Regions from separate parts of the Mus musculus genome. Here region 2 is linked to region 1. Evidence: chromatin loops called from intact Hi-C (ENCODE). Cell type or tissue: heart. All regions are shown on one strand.

Region 1 (5,000 bases):
ATTGACTGCACTATACAGCATTGTTATTTAGTTTATCTTTAGTAGAAGTATAGAAAATTCACCTATAGGCAAGAAGAGTATTTGAGGTAGATGTTAACAACTGGAAGCCCATGAAGTCTTCCTAGTGTCTCAGTGGATTAGAAAGAAGAGTGGGGATATAGGGAATGTAGTGAGTGTTTAAACACATATTGTCATCGGAGTTTTTGGAGAATATGCTGTTTGATGGCCTATAAAAGGCATGGCTTTTGCACAACTGAGAAGATATGGCTACTGTCTGAGTCTTAGAAGACCATGTAATATGTTTATGGGACATGTGATTCTGACAGGCCTGTGTGTGGGGGTTGTCTAGCATGTCTCTTATTTTAAAGTCTGTAATATGCTGCTGCTCAGTGATCATGAAATCTCAAACACAATTTTAAAACAAAGGCTATAGGAGCACTCTTCCTGTGTGCATTCCTGCTGACATGGCACTCCCCATGAGGTCAACCCCGGAGGTCTTACTGCAGTTTCTTGGGTGCAGCTGTCTGAGGGCAAAAGGGTAATGCACTAAGTGCTGGAAAGTGAGACGTGCATAAGCAATTTTGGTCTTATCGCCAGGAGCAGGACTAGAAGGAGCCATGGCAACAGCTGTGACAGCAGTGCCAGTAGCAGCTTGTGAGTGTGATAGGACCCTGGCCATAGTCCTGGCAGGTGCCTCCTGTTCTTTGCTTCCACTTGTCTGCCAAAACTCCTTTTATGGAACCCTAATAATTGTATGGACTATCCTGTATCATGCCAACAAACGGTCATTTTTCAAAGGAACTCAGGATTGGTTTCTGTTGTTTGAAACTAGAGAGGCTGACTGAAACACTGATGGATATGATATGATTCACAGGAGAAAGGCAAAGACCATGGGCACAAAGAGCAGTGCAGTTCCTCAGGCAGAATATACTGCAGTGTGGATGGCAGCAGCTACAAATGTACAAGCGAATACACGAAAGAAAAGTGTTCACAGACAGCATGAGTTTCAGATATGAGCAGGAACCCATGCTTTAAACTTTGTCCGTAAGATAAGGCTGTGTCCTTGAGCACATTGTGCAGGTAATTGAAAATTGAATCTTCGTAGTGTAACTAAGTTAAGGAAAATAGTATATGAAACTTCCATGATTGGAGCAGAAGGTCAATAGATAATAATTTCAATAAGACATAGAATCAGATTCATGGTGCCACAAGGAACCCAAGGAGCATTCCATACATCATTCTTTCTTGGAAAAGCAAGAGCTAGCAGTTCCTTGTGTGTAGATTGCTGTATAAGAAGCAATCATCAACTCCAAAGGTCATTACCCATAAAATTCAAATGAAAGGAATGCAGCTGACCCATATGGTCCATCGTGAGACTAATGGTTGTCTCCCAGCATCCATTATTGAAAATTATCAGGTACTGGTGAAAGATCCTGAAACTCTAGAGAATTAGAGCACATTCATTGGAGTCACAATCCTGGTCTGCCACTTAATATCTGAAAAACTGGAACATGCAAATCTATTTCCCAAATTTACATTTTTCATCTGAAAATAGAAGCCTACCTCAAAGAGTTTCTGTATAAATTAAATAAGATGATATAAATCCAACATTTATCATCAGCCTTAAGTTATAATTAGTAAATTAATATCTTTTCAATATTGTTTCACTGGTCCTCAAAATAGAAAATAAAACCCACATTGCAATATTTATGTATCTTTGGAAGAATAAACTGTATATCATAGGAAATAACGGAGGTTTTTGCTTAGTATTTTAAAACAATAAGTTTTTCTGCTAAAGTAGAACCCAGGTTCTTCCATATTGCTAGCTACCAAGGAATGAGAACCTTCTGAAGGGGGCTACTGTAAATTCTCTTGCCATTACCTGTATAACCATCCTAGGAGGCTCTTAAAGGGCGTAAGCCCACACTAACGCCTTGAACTCCACCTCTCAAACAGGTAGCTAGGCTAAGTGATATTTCTAGCTAGAAGATCAATAAATCTCCTAGGGATCCATTATGTAGTCTCCATTTTTGACACATTCACAGTCAACTAAGTTGCTAGTTGGTGCATTGGTAGAAGAGGATGGCAAAATCAGTCAGTGTAGATAATAGTTTCATGTAAGGGAGCTGTTATGTGCCCCTCCCGTTTTCTACAAGACAAATTTATGACAATTTGTTTCTATTTATGAGTAATGTTCCAAAATGGCAAGGAATATTTTTAAAAGCACACATAGAAAGCGTAGACTATCAACAAGACAGCTGCTTAGGTCCACAGGAAGCCATTGCATGCAGTAGAAAATACACAGCGTTATGGTGCAAATCAGAGGTTTCTCTTGGGATTGCTTTAAACTTTGTCTAAGTAATTGAGTCATACAGAAGCTAGAAAGGTCACATTTTAGGACCCCGGAAGCTACATACTAATTGGTAAAATCAACTCTGAGATCATAAACAACCAGAGATCATACCTTACAGTTCCTTATGCAGTTCTGAAGACTTAATTTCAGGATATGAAGATACTCAAGGCATATTTAGTAATTACAAGCCAATAAGAAGATCCATCCAGGAGGAATAATTATATAATTTCTGCATGGCTTCATGTGTGAAGCTTAGAGAATGGCACTAAGCAGATTCCTCTGTCATTAGGACCTCTGCTGGCGGTGACTCACCGTTTTAACTAGGACTGCCTCATATCCTAAAACAGTGGCTATTCTTGTCTCCCCTTTGAACATAGGAGAAATTAAGCAGACTTTATTTTCTAGTAACTTAAAACCCTTTCAGAAACTTCACTAAACTTGATCCCACTTCCGAGATGATTTCCAGTTACAAGATACAGTTAGTGTAAACTATGATTAAACAAGAAATTTCTGGTTTGAAATGTTTTTCATTTGCCTGAAAGAGCTTGTCTGGTTTGGTGGAAAATTAATTTGTATTCTCAGTGACCAGTGGCTACTTACAACGGCAAAAAATGCCATCTGTGTAAATAATGAGGGATCAGCTCCTAAATGCATGAGAATAATTGCTTTAAACCACATTAAGACATTTAATTTTCATGTGTTTCAACCAGTAAACATTACAACGATCCCGTTATGAATGTACATATTAGGAGTACCAAGTGGTGGCATGAAAAGTATAAATATATACTCATAGACAAGGATGAAAAAATACCATTAGGCACACGTTACAATAAAACAAAATAAAACACATTTCATCCTTTAATTCACAAATAGTTAAGAACATGTAAATATTTTTGTTCTATAATGGATACCTAACCAGTGATACTACTATTTACAGGAATAGAAAAAATACAGAATTTACTGAATTTCTGTTGAGTACAAACATTGCTAATCTTTTGACACAAAGTTTTCTTAGTCTTGGAATTTTCTTTCATGAAGGTTGTGACAATGCACACAAGACCTGTACAGGTTCAATATGGACAATATGTGCCACATCCATGTATCAGACACAATTTCCTCCGAGTCCTCCACCTCCTCAGGCCCTTACCATCTCTTTATTCTCTTCTACTGATTAGGCCCCTGAGACTGGAGACACACCTCCATTCTTTTGTCTCTGACTCAGTCTGAGACAAGGCTCAATACGTAGAGCCAGAATGCCTTTTGCTGGGTTTTCAAGAACATGTAGACAGAAGCCATCTGGTTGGCCATTTGTGCCTAGCTGGTAATTACGTATCTTTCTTGTAGAGAATTTCCAGAGTTCCTCTGAAGGAAATTGGGTTGGATAGAGAAACAGAAAGGTATTCCTGAGAGAAACTGTCCTGGCACGTGGGCATTTCGGGGGAAGAGGGAAACACCTGTCTGGGGAAAGAGATTATGTCTTATCAGAGAGATAATGGCTTGAGAGTCACGTGGTCACTGTTCACCTCCCAGGACTGTGAAGTTCAGAGTTTATAAACCCTTGATGCCTGCAATATTTGTTGGTTCAGTTCTCTCCACCTTACAGCCTTCTCTGTCTTTTTAGGAACTCTGCATATATAGAAAGTCCCTGGCAGAATGGAAGGACCATTGCATAAATGAGTTCTTCAGAGACAAAATGAACAGTCAGTGTAGCTGAAGACAGAAAGATACCGGGGAGGCATCACTGTGTAGACTTCAGGAAATGGAATTTGAAATCTGACAAGAAAGGATTATTTTCCACTTGGATGACATTTGAGTTCCTTTCTCACTTACAAAATAGGACAATTAATAGCAGCAAGTCTGCTCTTTTACAGCACTATTGGCGCGATACCATGGGATGGTGGCTAGGAAACTGTTTTGTAACCATAACAAACTGGACACTAGTTAACAAATATCACTCTGCCATGAAGGTGAGTAATGTTCTGAATAACAGGGGGCTTTGTACCTGATACCCATTGTTACCCTTACTGGTAACATTAAATTATGGATGGATGCTACTAACAAAATATCAATTGGTAAAAGCAATTTTTGTCAACAATTTAAAAAAATTTTTTGGTATCTTAACCTATTTGGTTTAATACATGGCCCAAGATAAACAACTTTTCTATTTGAATTTTCACAAATTCTTGGATATGTTAACGTAAGTGTGGGCTATACCTACCCAGAGTAACATGAATCAAGTTTCATATCATTTGTAATAGATTTACTGTAAAAATTGCAGTTTCTTTAAATTGTATTTGATCTTCACAACATTCCCTTAATGGGGAACCAGGAAGAAAATATTTTAAACATTCAAGAAACACTTCTTTTATACGCCCCAGTATGGGGGAATGCCAGGGCCAGGAAGTGGGAGTGGGTAGGTTGGGGAGCATGGGGAGGGGGAAGGTGATAGGGGGTTTTGGAGGAGAAACTAGGAAAGGGAATAACATTTGAGATGTAAATAAAGAAAATATATACTAAAAAATAAAATAAAACATGACCATTTCAACTAAAATTATAAAACTTGAAATTGAATTATCTTCTTTGATTTGATGAAAATTATAAATTCACTCTATTTGTTTTGAAAATTATGATAGTTATAAATAAAAAT
Region 2 (5,000 bases), 190 kb after region 1:
ATAAAGTAATAGCATGATTTTAGGCACTTCTGAGTCTATATCTTAGAATTTCTAACTTAAGTGCGTGGTCTAGAAAATGCCAATCACTAATCAGAAAAGGCTAGTTACATTTCATCGTGACAAAACGGCAAAACTAAGGCGGGCATGCTAAGCTTCATCACACAAAAAGAGAATGAAACAGCACTGGGCTCTTGAGATTTGGGGAAAAAATCATTCAAATACATAAGAGGCATATCTATTTTCCTTGCCTATTTCATGACAATAAACTTGGAAAATGTTAAGCATCTTACAACAGATCCAATAACAAAAAGAAACATCACTGGAGATTTAATCAGGAGCTGCAAACAAGTTGAGAATCAACTTTACTAAAGACACATAAAGGGAAGGAATGTGAACTGGGAGGAAAGTGTGAACACAATCGTACCTACAGATGTTTTAGAAGTCTGATGATTAATGACTTCTTTATGCCTGTATTGAATTACATTATGCCAATGTCTTGTTTCTTTTTTTGGCAATTGTGGGAACTTTTGTTTTAACTCATCTAAAAGATCATTTTATTAGCATAAGTAACCTCACATATCATTACATTGTTCTTTTTGCAACTTGCAAGAAAATTTGTGTAATGCATGAGTAAAACTGACTCTTTAATCATTCTAAAACTTCATTCTTTTGAAAAGAAAAAAAATCACTAGTATTTATAGCTCGGTGCTTCTATCACATCAAGAATCTATTCTAAGAAGAAGAAAGGTCACATGATTATAAAGTACCAAAAATTCCACATTAGTGAAAATATCAGAACTTTAAGAAGATTATCCAGACTTTGAAAATTATACACCTAAAATTAAAAGTCCTTCATATCAATATAATGATTTGCTAGTCCTTCAGTTAGCAAGACATATACATTTATTCATTAAATAAATATTTCCCTACATATGTTCCTTTAATGAGAACTATGCTCGTGCTTATCTTCCTGTATTCAGTTACACCACTCAGCAGATTAACTATAAAGTCACATGTGTTGGAGGAGAGGCAAAGAATGAGAGAAAGGACTGCTTCCAATCAGCACATAGTTTTACATGAACACCCTCTTTCTACAAATGCTATCACCATTGGTAGGCTTTGAAAAACCTAACCACGTGTGTTCTACAGGCAACCGAGCACAATGAAATAACAGCATACGCTTCATCAAAATGACCAAACAGTTCTCCAAGAAATAATACCACACCACAGTCAGAAGCAAGAGAAAATAGATCATCTCTAACTATGTGAAGTATATGTTGGCAGAACATTGGCTATTTGTCAAAGTGAGCTACATCTTTCTATGGGTAGCTATGATTAATCAACACATTGTGCACAGAGCGAGCACATTTTTTTTTTCCTGGTGAGGAGGAAACAACACAGTGCATATTAATTTTCGAATATCCAGTGGCCTTGGTTGATTATGCTAGCTGGCACTCTAGCATGTAGGCACAAAATTGCTGTGGGGATTACCTTAAAAAACCACATCCTGCTTTTCTTGCCATGTTGCCTATTAAATAAGACTGAGCTGCAAATACCAATTTGGAAGGTTATCTTAATTTGAAAGACACATCCCTTCAAAGAAACCTGAGGTGGCCCAGGCTTTTCAGGTCAAAGTAACTTAATGTTGGGGTTCTCTCCTTGTGCTTCTTCACTGCACTGCTTTAAGGAGGCCAGCCTCCTGTTTTTACATCCAGTGTAAATAAAATATATGCTGGAGGTAGGGAGTTCAACTCAGCTTCTACAGAGACACTAACCTCTTATACTTGGCATACCTAAAAGATACAAAATTTTTGGAATCATAATACAACTGATTGTCAGTGACACTTTGTAAGTTAGAACTTAGTTTCCCTACCCTTTAAGTAATGTAAAGATAAAAGTTTGTAAGGAGAAAGCTCACTCTGGTTATGCCCCATAGTCATGATGAGACAACACATTTATTGAGGCTTTTATAAGTTATCTTAAGGAATAGATTAGAATTGAGATGAAAATACCTATTCTTGTACCACAAAAACAAAACAAAAACAAAGCCCCACTGCTAAAATCATAGAACAGAAATGAAACAAAAATCTTACTTTTAAAAGGTCCCTCAATTCCCTATTTTCCAAAAGACATTTTTATAAGCAGTCACTTCGAAGAGTCTCCACGGTCAGAGGCTTATTTTATCTGGAAACAGCAGGTAGCACAAAGATACTTAAGCACACTGTACACTTCTGTATTCTTAGCTGACCTACTGTACCCCTTCAACTCAGACTTGCGCTATGCATTCCGAGCAAAACTCAGACATTCCATTCTCAACCTTTCTAAATCACTACTGAGAAGCCAAGAATCTGCCTAGCACTGGGATGCCTTTAAGTCCACTCTTACCATGTATGAGCCACCGTGAAGCGACGCCGCTGTCGGATGCTTTTATTCACCAGCAACTTTCTGAAAAAGCATGGTGAATTCCTTGGTGAACTGCGTGGAGAAATTTTGGGAGATGTAGGTCTGTTTCCTGGTAGCTTTGGAAGCTCAAGTTCCAAGCGCATCTGCTCCTTGAAAGTCTTTATGCAAACCTCAGATTCCGAAGCAGTAAATTCTTTTGGAGAATTTTTTGCTGTCATGTCTCGTATGGAGTGCTAGCTAGCATTCACCATCCAAAACAGCAGTCTTGAACATAGCAAAGGCACTGACGCGGGTTAAAAGGCTGCTGGGTCCGCACACTCTTCCCAGGCTAATTTGGGAAGCTGTGGTTTCAATCCTGGAGCACTTCAGAGCAAGAGGAGCATACTGGGAGACTGGCAAGACAGCCTGTCACAAGGAGCTTTATCAGGCTGCCTTTGCCTCTGAAAATGCGCCAAAGTGCTTCCTCTGTCACCAGCCTCCTTGTGGATGGGGTTTGTCTGCAAGTTACACACTGAGACTCACTGAATCCATTCAGCTGAATATATCAACTCATGAAATATTCATGAGGGCTTTTGATAAATCCTTTATATGTATTTTTTTTTTTAAAGAAAACCTTATCAAACAAGCTGCATTAACTCGGACAGTAAGCAAAGCCTGGCCACCCAGTCACTTTTGTCTGCACAAAGGGCGGAACCAGAGCCCATCCAGCATGTGCTTTTAAAGTCTTCATTCAGAATTATCTTGCTCAGCAAAGCACCGCCGTAACTCCGCCTATCAAACGCTATTGGCCCAGGATTCTTTAAACAACTGGGCTATCTCCCCCCTGAAAAATACCCTCCACTGCTCGGATTTGCACTAAATTCGTGAGGCTATCGTCTTTGTCACAGTCAAAACTGATTAAGTCAGGGATTGCCAAAAGCCTCAATAAAACAGCTTTTCAGATTCCATTTCTGAATCAAAGAGCTGAATTGCTGAAGTTCCCCCCCCCCTACCCCCACCCCACTTCCTTCTTTAGAAGATCCCAAGCAGCATCAGTTAAAAAAACAAAATGTCACTTAACAGGAAAACATTGGCTTTGGTTCATTTCCCCAAGGAATTCAAAACCTAATTTTTATTCCAATAAACATTACTCTCATTGTTCTCTTTAGGCTCATTGTTTGCAATCTGCCCACATAAGCCACTTGATACTGAATGCCTCTTCTGATGGCCAAAGCACCCCTAATCTGAAATGGAAGTAAGAGCCAGAAAAAACATGCACCCCAAGTTAGGTACTGTGCATGTGTTTGTGTGTGTGCTGAGAGGTGCACAAGGTGTGTATCTTTGTGCCTGTGTGCACCAGAGAGTGGGTTTCTACATTGCTTGTGAGAAGCCATGGAGTCAAGGAATGTCTTCAACCTGGCTAGGCTTGGCTTTTCTTTTCTTTTTGCCTTTTTTTTTCCTTTTTTCTTTTTCTCTTCTTGGGCATGAGAGCACAGCTTCTATATATTTAAAGGCATACTGAAGTATAATGAGGTCCATTGCATGTTGTAAAATATTTATTCACAGTGATGGTCATTGGATCCAGGTTGATCTCAAATAAATGTGGCAAAGTACGATAGGATTAATCAGCAAGAATGACAGAAAAGGTAAAGATGCACAGTAGGACTTCAGTGAAAATCAGACATTCATTTTCACACTAATGTGTAGGGTCGTCCAGCTGTATAAATCTCTCTATATGTCTGTCACACACTAAAAATGTGCTGAAGATTAGAGGGCTAAATAACGGCAGAACATCGCCTCTGGGTAGGAGAAAGGCATCCCACTGCAAACCTTAGGGAAGGAACTGGAACTTAAACTACTGACTTTTAAGTACCACTTCTGAAAACCCATCATGATCTAAACAACTAACTAAAGAGCACGGTGAACAGATGTGCAGATCTAAACAACTAACTAAAGTACATGGTGAACAGATGTGCAGTCGTGAAATCTTAGATGGGGCTGAATGTTCCTGGTTTATGAATGATTTCTCAAACCAGGAAACAGAGCCAGGGGACTGAAGGGACTCATCCAAATCCATCCTGGTGACTGATGTCATCACTACATCTCCCACTCCAGTTTCCTGACTCCTGGTAGCACTGTTTATTTCATTATAAAGTGCTTTTGTCTAGGCAGGCCTTAGTGCAGCTTCTTGGGGTCTGAAAGTATTTTGAGTATCTTGAAAAGATAGAATGTTGATAATATGGAGAAAATGTGGTTAACGCTACCCACTATTTGCTAAATTCTGCAGCAAGTCTTTTACCCAAAATACTATTTTTTTAAAACTGGGACCTGAGATTATATGATTCTATCATGATTCACAGTGACCTATTAGCAAAAATAAAATAGCAAGTGGGATTCATTAAAGCCATTTCTCATAGTTAATTTTCAAAGCTGACGAGATAAATAAGAATTTTAGGAATGTCTTCTCAGAAAAAAAAAAAGTAATGGCAAATTGTGTAGCCCTAATATCGCTAAGTGTAAATTGAGGTTCTGATAGGAGAATGCTGCTTATATCACCTCTTGATGGCATCCCACATACCTGTCTTCAGTCTGCCAATGGTCTCAAAGCTATATATATA

What was found. A loop is a pair of places that touch in the nucleus more often than their neighbours do. Peaks named below come from ENCODE experiments on the same cell type or tissue, not always from the same donor. Only the 100,000 strongest peaks of a DNase experiment are listed, where the experiment ranks them.
Region 2: a loop joins it to region 1, with 2.1 times the contacts of the local background. A loop is called at or near these places in 2 of 42 quality-filtered maps.

Annotation. Positions count from the first base shown.
Region 1 is chr4:102,442,352-102,447,351 of GRCm38, reverse strand. All of the region lies in intron 1 of Pde4b (phosphodiesterase 4B, cAMP specific), which reads right to left. Among named protein-coding and RNA genes, the nearest start is that of Gm52668, 71 kb to the left of the region's middle. In heart, a CTCF peak has its summit at 2,638; a DNase peak (open chromatin) is centred at 631; H3K27ac peaks cover 416 bases.
Region 2 is chr4:102,252,842-102,257,841 of GRCm38, reverse strand. It overlaps Pde4b (phosphodiesterase 4B, cAMP specific), which reads right to left and starts at 2,903. Exons shown (of 15, transcript NM_019840.2): 1 at 2,386-2,903. The coding sequence starts at 2,621. In heart, a CTCF peak has its summit at 2,888; a DNase peak (open chromatin) is centred at 2,801; H3K4me3 peaks cover 3,675 bases; H3K27ac peaks cover 2,914 bases.